Linked DNA regions of Mus musculus: region 2 is linked to region 1. A link is a contact called in ENCODE Hi-C data. All regions are on one chromosome and are shown on one strand. Each heading gives the region's core, a stretch centred on a gene start or an enhancer-like site at or near the end of the contact. The rest is flanking DNA. Distances are from core to core; before and after follow the strand shown.

The links. A loop is a pair of places that touch in the nucleus more often than their neighbours do.
Region 2: a map of v-Abl transformed pro-B cells shows a loop between it and region 1 (4-fold over the local background). The contact joins the promoter of Rsrc1 here to the promoter of Ccnl1 in region 1. A Hi-C loop is called at or near these places in 2 of 37 maps with a recorded cell type or tissue (T-helper 17 cell and v-Abl transformed pro-B cells).

The regions. Positions count from the first base shown.
Region 1 is chr3:65,955,882-65,961,053 of GRCm38, reverse strand. It overlaps Ccnl1 (cyclin L1), which reads left to right and starts at 2,805. Exons shown (of 11, transcript NM_019937.4): 1 at 2,805-3,246; 2 at 3,479-3,553; 3 at 4,092-4,201. The coding sequence starts at 2,926.
Region 2 is chr3:66,982,696-66,987,476 of GRCm38, reverse strand. It overlaps Rsrc1 (arginine/serine-rich coiled-coil 1), which reads right to left and starts at 1,815. Exons shown (of 10, transcript NM_025822.4): 1 at 1,671-1,815.

The DNA.
Region 1 (5,172 bases), core at 1,556-4,055:
GAATTCTTGGTAATTCTAAACAAGCCTTGTCTTTCCACATTTTAACGTGGCTGTTTTAAGTGGATAGTAATTTGGAAACAAAACTTTCTCCATAATAACTTACAAATAATGTAATGGTTTTTCCAAACTTAGATTATATCACAGAAAGAATATGACAGTTACTTAACGAGCAAAAACCTCGTAGAGTCCAGTTACTAGCCCATTACCTCCCATCTTCTGGATTAGTCATGGACAATTTTGAAAAAAGAAATAGTAACAGTAGTTTGGTGACATAATGAGGAGCAAGCATTTATAACATGTTCAGCCATCTCTTCCTGTGGGAGGAACAAAAGTCCTGTGCTCAACAGATAAGCAACAGGGGAACCAAGAATGTTTTGTTTTTCAAGACAGGGTTTCTCTGTGTAGCTCTGGCTGTCCTGGAACTTGTTCTGTAGAACAGGCACTACCCTCAAACTTAGAGACCCACCTGCCTCTGCCTCCCAAGTGCCAGGACTAAAGGTGTGTACCACCTTTACAGGTAGGAACCAGTAATGTTAAAGACAGGGTTGTTCCTTCAAACAAGGGTATATAACCTTCTATCCACCCAGAAGGCCGAGAGCAGATGTGACTAATAGCCTGGTGACCTTTTCTGCTGTGTGGCCAAGACCACATCAGATCTTTCTCCAGACCCGTATCATGAGCATGTCATTTACAGAATTGATCATTATGGAAGGTGTCTCATGTAGTGAATCTACAGAACCCATCTTTATGGAAGATGTCACGTGTACTTTACAAAGAGTTTTGATGGAGTCACACCTTAAACTTTATTGTCCACATGGAATTGAGTTAATTATCACCAAAAAAGTTTTCACTAAATTGTGCCGACCCTAATATATGCATAGAATTGCACATTGGTGGTGCAGCTATCCAAATCATTTCTGCTCCTTACCCATATTCCTGTAAGTAACCCTAATAAAACTCATTGGTTCACCAAGTTTGCACTCTGATGGTATCCATACTTTGGTCTGTGGTAGGTTCCCTATCTGAGGTGAGTAGTGTCTCACTAGGAAAAGTTTTGTCCCGACATACCTGTCCCCTGGACTTGTGTCTCCTATGCTGTCACAGAAAGTTTGGATATGAAATGCCTGCCACATACAGACCCTGTGAAGAGCTTGTCCTTAGTTAGTAGCACTGAGAGGTGATTTAATCACAAAGGCAAATACCTCATAAATGGGTTAATCCGACGATGAGGTCACAGCTGGACAAGCAATTAGGAGTTGGCAACCTACTTGAGGAGGGAGATCCCTGGATATATTCCCCTTTCTCTTTGTTGGTGGCAAGGGATTTGTTTTTACCAAGGTCTCACACCATAAAGTTCTGCCTACACAGTCCTACAGGTATAGGGCCACATGGCTGTAGCCTGAAACCTCAGAGACCATAAACCAAAATTAAACCTCATTGTGGACTTTCTAGGTAATCTGTCAGTGACAAAAAGCTATCACAATCATAAAATTTTTGTTTTTGAGGCTTTAGTTGAGTACTGGGATTAAAGGCTTGTGCCACCACTTCCTGCTCTATATAGCTTTTGTTTGGAAGAGGTTTTGTTTCATTTTGAAGATATTATATAGCTCTTACTGGCTTGGAATCAGTCTGACCCTCTAATCAGAGATCCACCTGTCTTTGTCTCCAGAGTGCCCGTCCCAACACACTTTGTAAAAATGAGCTGTGAAAATACCTTGCTTTGGTGACTAAGATGTATCCAAATTTTCAGTGCGCTCTATAGGTCCAAGGTTAAGACACTTTTCAAGAAAGTAAGCTTTAACAAAATAACAATTCCAACCCTTTGTACTGAGTCAGGAGATTTTTCTTTCTCCCTAAAGGCCATCTCAGAGGATTAAGCTGGAATAAAAAGATCATGGGAGGCCAGAGGCAGAAGGATCAATTGTTTCACGGTCGACCTCAGCTTTTGGGACTTTTAGTATGGATGGAAAAAGACCACAGCTCTCAGCCAGGCGGTGGTGGCGCACGCCTTTAATCCCAGCACTCGGGAGACAAAGACAGGCGGATTTCTGAGTTCAGGGCCAGCCTGGTCTACAAAGTGAGTTTCAGGACAGCCAGAACTATACAGAGAAACTGTCTCGAAAAAAACAAAAAAACCACAGCTCTCATCTTAAAGGGAATAAATGATGGGTTATCCTGGAGCCATTTTGATTGACCATGGTCCCGGAACACAGATTTAGGTTATTCCAAACTCCATGTAAGATGAGAGCTGTGTTTTTCTCTTCATTGACACAGGGATAGTTACTTTCTCTCCACTCTGACAAAAACCATCTCTTTAAGACGAGACTCCCCAGCGCAATGAAATCGCCCGTGTACTGTCCTCGCCATAAACCTATTTTTGGAACTAGGGATTTTCCAGATTACTGTAAACCCGGCGAAGTGAGGTCAGGGCTAGGCATGCCTTTCTAGGCTACACCCCGACACCCACGCGCGCTCGGAGCTTTCCGGAAACCCCAGGCGCTCAAACTGGGAAGCTGCCCGGTTCAGAGTCACTTTGTTACACTCCGGTGTCGCCGACCGCCGGACTGTCACCAACGCGCAGACCGTGCAGGGGTATCGGGGCCGACTCACCAGGCCAGAGTCCGGGTTATCCGGTGACTAAAGCCATTACCACCCCTGAGCCGCCAGCACCCTGCCCCGCCCTGCCCATCCGGACCCCTCCGCCCGGTGTCACCGACCGAAGCGCGGAGGAACTCGTTGGCGCGCGCGGGGAGTGGAGTGGGGTGGGGTAGGGCGTGTCGGCGTGGTGACGTCAGGGCGGAAGCGCACGCTGCGTGCGGCGGCCTGGAAGCCGGCGGTCACGGGAAGATCCGTCGCGCCGAGGACGCTGGTTAGTCTCGCTTTGGGTTCCGGCTGCGTCGGGCGTGCGTGGAGCTCGCTGGAACTATGGCGTCCGGGCCTCACCCGACCTCGACCGCTGCCGCCGCCGCCGCCGCTGCCGCCTCCGCCTCGTCCGCCGCCCCGAGCGCGGGCGGCTCCAGCTCCGGCACGACCACCACGACGACGACCACGACCGGAGGGATCCTGATCGGCGACCGCCTGTATTCGGAGGTGTCGCTCACCATCGACCACTCGCTGATCCCGGAGGAGCGGCTCTCGCCTACCCCGTCCATGCAGGACGGCCTGGACCTGCCCAGCGAGACGGATCTGCGCATCTTGGGCTGCGAGCTCATCCAGGCCGCCGGCATCCTCCTCCGGCTGCCGCAGGTGAGAACCCCGGCTGGTTGCGGGCCTCTCCGCCGCGGCCAGGTTTCTCCGGAGCCTGCGCCGGGCGGCGGCGGCGGCGGGAGCTCGGGCGGGCGAGGGTGGGGATGCGGGGGCGGGCGGCGCCGCGCGGCCCGGGCGGGGGAAGGGAAGCGAGCGGCCGCACAAAATGGCGGCGGCGCCTGGTGCGGGCCCGCCTGACCCCGGCGCTTCCGTTCTCCTCTCTCGTCTGCAGGTGGCGATGGCTACAGGGCAGGTGCTGTTCCATCGGTTCTTCTACTCCAAGTCGTTCGTCAAACACAGTTTCGAGGTAAGCGCGGCGGAGGCGGACAAGAAGGGATTTCTTCATCCGGAAGCGGGGAGGAAGGGGGTAGGAACCAGCTTTTCCAGAAAGGGAGTGGTTAGCTTAGGCCTTTGTACCTCGTTCCCACCCAGAAGGAAATGGGGCCCGTAGAGCAATGTTTCAAGAACTAGAAAATGGATCCCCAGTTCACGTGCTCTGTTAACCAAGAACTACGTTTTCAAGCCATTGCACAATTCTAGCAAGAGGTAGCTTGATTCTGACCCAAAATTAAGAGCAGTTGAGCAATAAAACGTAAGAGCTGGTCTAAAAATGTCAGCTTCGATTTTATTTCGCTAAAAAGCCCGTTGTATCCTAAAGAGGGTTCTTTGCCGGTCCTTGGTGACCCACATCCTTGGGCAGGCAGATGTACATACAGATGGAGTTCCTGGAAGCCAGGACTACACAGAGAAGCCCTATCTAAAAACAAAACAAAATAAGGGTTGTTAGACTTTGTTAAACTGTTTCTAGTTTAACTTCACTTGGATTTTTACCTGGGTTCTTTCAGATTGTTGCTATGGCCTGTATTAATCTTGCGTCAAAAATCGAAGAAGCGCCAAGAAGAATAAGAGATGTGATTAATGTATTCCACCACCTCCGCCAGTTAAGAGGAAAAAGGTAAGATTGGCCTGTTGAACATAGTATCTCTTGCTGTACTGTGCACCAATCATCCAGTCAAAACATCTTCTCCCCTCCCTCAAGTCAGTGTGGATGCAAAAGAAAGCGGACATTAGGTGCTGAAATTCACGTAGGAACATTGAAACTTTTAAAATCCCCTCCATTAACCAGCTATCTGAAGTTTGTAGAGACAGTTGCATTGTGGACAATTCTAGAGTGCTGTGAAGCCAGTCCCTTGGCTTAAGATTAAACAAGAAAGGGAGTACGGTTGGCTCAAGTGGGAGTGTATTCTGTAAGTTGTGTTTCCCCTCCCCTCTCTGGAAAACTGAAGGCTGGACATGTAAGCCCTGTAGTTCAAGTTAATGTTGTGGCAAAGTTCCGTGTAGGTCGTTTTTCTGCTTGGAGTCCCAGTTTCTTCATCAATTGAGGTTGGCTTTTGTTAGAGTACTTCTCAACATTGAACTACGATATATCGCATAATGCCGCATCTGAAAGGACTGGAGGATGATAAAGTTTGAAGTCAAAGGGATTGAACAGGTATTCTGTTTTGGTCAGATGTAGTCTCAGTGAGTTCCTTAGAAAAATAACTCATTGAGTTGCTTCAGATAGGGCTCTTTATTCGATCTTGTAAGAAAATAGAGTCTGAAACAGTATCTTTTAGGTGTAGTGATACCCTGGTAACTTTATGTGGGCCTATAAGGCAGTACCAAAGCTTGTTGCAGTACTCCAGGCTCTACAGGTGATTCTAGGACAGGCTGATGGATATTTGTGGTGTAGATTAGTTTCTAAGGAACTGTGAGCTTGGAAGGAATTTAGCTATGACAAGATAACCTGTTTTGGGAGTTGGGTGTTGCTTAGTCCTAATGCGTATTGAACATAGGTAGTCTTTATTGTGGAAGCTATAAGTTGGTGGTAGTGGAAGTTTGAAATGAGTAACACAGTCAATTTTTATAGCATTTTTTTCTCTATAC
Region 2 (4,781 bases), core at 566-3,065, 1.0 Mb before region 1:
AACACAGAGATCTTTTTGGAAACTTTTTTTTTTTTTTCTCATATTGCTTTGTTTGGTCATTTTTGTAAACCATACCGATCTTTTGCTTGTATATTATGGTTTGTGTGTGTGTACACATTTCTCATGCTTTCTTAGTTTCCTTTTTCTTTATTTGTTAGTTTGGGAGATGAGGGAAAACCATCATCAGAATATATTGTATACAGCCGGGCGTGGTGGCACACGCCTTTGATCCCAGCACTCGGGAGGCAGAGGCAGGAGGATTTCTGAGTTCGAGGCCAGCCTGGTCTACAGAGTGAGTCCAGGACAGCCAGGGCTATACAGAGAAACCCTGTCTGGAAAAACAAAGAACAAAAAACAGAATGTATCGTATACAAATAACATTATTTTCAATTAGAAAAAAAACTACTGTTGCAACAACGTTCTGTAGATTATTTAGTGTCTCTTTTTAAACTAACAAATCACAGGACTTCCTTCCCATATTCTGGGAGTGAAACCAGAAGAAAGTTATCTGTAAATGCACTACAACAACCCTATGACAACCAATTCACATCACAACTCTCCACGCTGAATATGTAGAGACTGGGTCATCGAGGCCAATTAACAGACAAGTGCCAGCTGCCTTTGTCTTTTTCAGCTTCAGACATTTTTAGCCTTCTTATTGAACATACAGTCATAAAGTGCTACCACTTAGCAAGAAATCTCCTTTGTCTGCAAAGAAAGTGAATATTCATAAACTCTAAGACTGGAGAAGCTCTCAAAGGAGAGCTGCTTTCCCCACATGGTTGTACCTGTCACATCTGCTCCACTCCTTAAAACCTGAAAACTCTACGTAGCTACTTCACTGGGAGCTTTTACATCTAAGTTCAAAGATGACAACTCGAATACCTTCATATGCCAGCACATGATGTGTGAATTTATTTAACAACCTAGTACTTAGTAGGGACAAAACTGGGCTGCTGGCAAATCTAGAGCTTTCCCCCCCCCCTCAATAAACATTTTAAATACAACTCAGAAATTACATTAATAATAACCTAAAATCGAGGGCAGACAACATCCATTGTAACTCCTGAGAAAGGTGAATGAGTTCAGGAGTTAACTATCTGGTCACATGACCAAAAGTCTAGAAGGTAAATTCACAGACTGTTTAAAGTGATGTGTGTATATGTCAAGACAGGAAGGGTCTGTCTAACCATGTATTCTCTCTCCAGCCAACAAGCATCCGATAGACAGGAGAAGGGGTGGGGATTCCGTGCACACTTAGCCACAGCCTCCCCCTCGCTCCGACTACCTGGAGGAGGTGAGAGTGAACCTGGCTAAAAAGGAAGGACAACTGGGAATCCGAGGAACGGCGATCGAGGACCCGCGGGACCCGCGGACTGGGGGCTACCTCTCCACATCAACTCCACACTGTAGGCCAAGCCTGGGGCCTGCGGCCGCTCGCCACCCGCGACCACTCCGGCGACCCCCTCGCCCAGAGCCAGCAGGCTGGGACCCTGCAAGGTGCGGGGCGCATGCGCACGGCTACAAACCGCACGCCGCGGGCCCAGGCCCAACCCTCGGCGAGCTCCTGGCCACAGACTGCGCCAGGCCCCACGCCGCCTCCCGCAGAGCTGGGCCTCGCTACGCCTCCTTCGCGGGCGCCGCCCCCAAGCTCTGGACGCCGGCATCACCTGGCTCGACCTTCGGGTTCGCACCTCCCGACGTGGGGACCTGGAACCCCCTCTTCTAACCACGGCGCCACCGGCGTCCTCAGAACTTGCTTCAATTTAAGCTCAGCGCCTTCCTGGTTCCAGCACCAGGCAGCTTCAGCCGAGCTGTCGAGTGCGTCGATGCAGGCTGCTGGACCATTAGGAATGCCGAGCGAGTGGATTGTCATGCCGCCAATTTTTTGTTTAATGTTTGTTTTGCGTGTTTGCATAATTGGATTTTCTTATTCTCCAAAAGCAATAAAGGTGGTACTATGGGATGTTACTGCCTTAGTATTCGCCGTTATCGTCACAGATAATCAGCAAACATCTACATCGTAAGAAGTTATGTTTAAGACATCCGCGTAGAGCAAAATTGGTTAGTTCCTGTTGAGCGAGGTGGAAATTCGCCCAACAATAATAAATCATGGGAGTGTGTCTGCATAGAGTCGTGTGTGATTAAACTGTAATGATTTATTTGCAAAAAAATACATTAAAATCGGTGGGTTTTTTTTTTTTTTCCTGCCATGAAGGTGAAGGCATTCACGGATTGGAAGCAATTAGTTTCTCCTATTAAAGAAACTGTTAGATAGGAGGAAGAAATCTGCCCGATAGGAGAAGGTTCCTCTAGAAGAGAAAGTAAATGGGTAGATTTATAAGAAAGAAAGAAAGAAAGAAAGAAAGAAAGAAAGAAGCTTCTATTACCGAAATTAAAGAAACGTGGCATTTTCTGTAATATACAATATTTTCCTTGTATGACTTTTCTTTCATGATTTAGTATAAGGAAACAAAAATGAGGAGATATATAAAATATTAACTTGGATTCAGGCCTACTGTTAGCTAGATACTAAGGTTCAGATTTCCACAGAGATTTGAGATGGAACTCACTTCCAGTATAGGTTTATTCCTGGAAAGTAACTGGACCTTAACTAGCCAGTTTTGAGGGACTCTTTTAAAACAAAACCACAACACTACATGTTTGTTTTAAATAATTCAAAAACTGGGGGAACTCTTGGGGGGGGGGGGTCCTGATTATTTTTGTATCTGTCCATAGGCTGTCTCCTGAGTTTTAAAGTCAATGTTCCTTTCAAAACTTTGACAAAGTAAAATAAAATAAAATAAAATAAAATAAAGGCTTTGAAATGTCTTTTCTCAGGAAAATATTTGCTGTTTGGTGAAACATCATACTTCATAGCTTTTATTAATACAATTTCCAAACTTTTAATTTCTTAAAACTGAAACTTCCTAAAAGAGGGACTATTGGGGATGGCGAGGAAGGGAATGGGGGGGGGGATATAAGAGGCTAACAGAAGAGGTGTATGTTTCCATATGTGAAAAGTTCATAAAGAAAACCATACAATTATATGCTAATAAAAATTTTAAATTAAACTTCCTTTACACAAATGGGAGTCAGACACTGGAGATTTATCATTGCTTCATCTACCACCCCTATAGTTAGAATGAGTCAAGAAGATGAAATAATAGAGAAATCTATTGGTTCAAATTACAGGATAGTCATGCCTGATCTTTCTCTGGTTACCTTTAAAGTGGTCATCCTTCTAGTACAGAAGATGGCATAAGCGTTTGTATTTAAGTCCTGTGGTTAAAAGGATGAAGAAGCGTCTGGGGGTCTCCTGATCTCTTACCAGGCTTCTAGCAGGGGCTATTTGGGAGGTGTTTACGAATATGTATTTCGTCATAGAGGTTGAAAGCTACTGAAACACCATGTCAACTTAGTGGATCCCATTACTAAATGATCTTTTTTAAACAGTTTCACAAAAGAGTAAAATTCTGTGATTATTCTCCGGAATTACAGTGTTACAGATAGCAGACCGATGCTCAATGTGACATTGCTCCTAAATTCATAGAAGTTAGGAAGCAGTAAGGTTTTGAGTCTTGTGAAATAATAAAAGCAAGAGTTCATGTACTTCAATAATACCTAAATGTTTAATGCAATCGCTGTTAACCATGTAAAGGTATGCCTTTGTCCTAAAAGCAGGGTGGGAAATGTTTCTAGAAGGAAGGATAATGTCAAAGAAAAAGTAAAGCAACATTTCTAATAAGCTTTATTTTCATGTCCTTTAAATGTGCAATGTAGTTAGTATTACAAGAAGTTATGGAACGTCTTAAATTACACTTAAATTCTCGACTGAGAATACATTATGTACCACAATTCTGTGTTCTCTTTACCAATGTTTTAGGTTGTTTGGGTAGAACTTCTGAAATTATTGGCTAAGTGTGTTTTGTTGTTCTAATCAATAAGTAGAAGATATACATATTAATGGCCTGTAACTGCTTTCATTTTTACTGAGTACTGGATCCAAGAGAACGAAAACATTATCTTTTAACATCAAACAAAACTCATTAATATTCAGTATACTGAAAATGCCCCCCCAAACTGCCACTTAAAGAGGTATATTTGTTTACATATTCAAGTAAATGTAACATTTCATATGTAAACATTCTTTTGTGTGAGCAAATAAGTATTTGCATAGCTACAAATCACACAGCAAGCCGTGGCTTAGAGGAGACAGTCATGTCCCCCCCCCCCATATAATTAAGAGTTTTTATAAAATAATTGTCAAATATACAGTTTTTAAGTTATAAATCAGAAAGAGAGTTGTTTTCCCCCCTCCAAAGAGTGAGTCTTTTTTTCACAGTCCACGGTAAACAAAAATTAGTCGAGCGACAAGCAACATCGGTAATTTTTTCCGCAGAACTCAAAAAGTAGTCATCTTTTGTTTTTCAGAATTAGGAAATCGAACTAGAATGCCCCCCAAGATGCTAAATAATTAAGGGCAGGGTGCAGGGAGTTGTTAGGAAAAGGAGTAAGAACCCTTAGACCTCATAGAGAAAATCGAAATGGAACTGCGCCTGACCGGGCTGTAAGAAAATACCTTAAGACCGAATCTGGCAGAGAACAGCTGCTCAGGAAACAAGTTAAATCGACCAACCCCTTCTAGCGGGATGTGTCTTTATGGGAGTCAGCTTTGACTCCAAAGTAGTAGAGTGAATTACAGGGACCAGTACTCAGTGAGGCTGGCTGCGCGTTCGGAAGATCCTAAAAGGAGGTGAAGCCTTCCGAGGTGCTGCAAT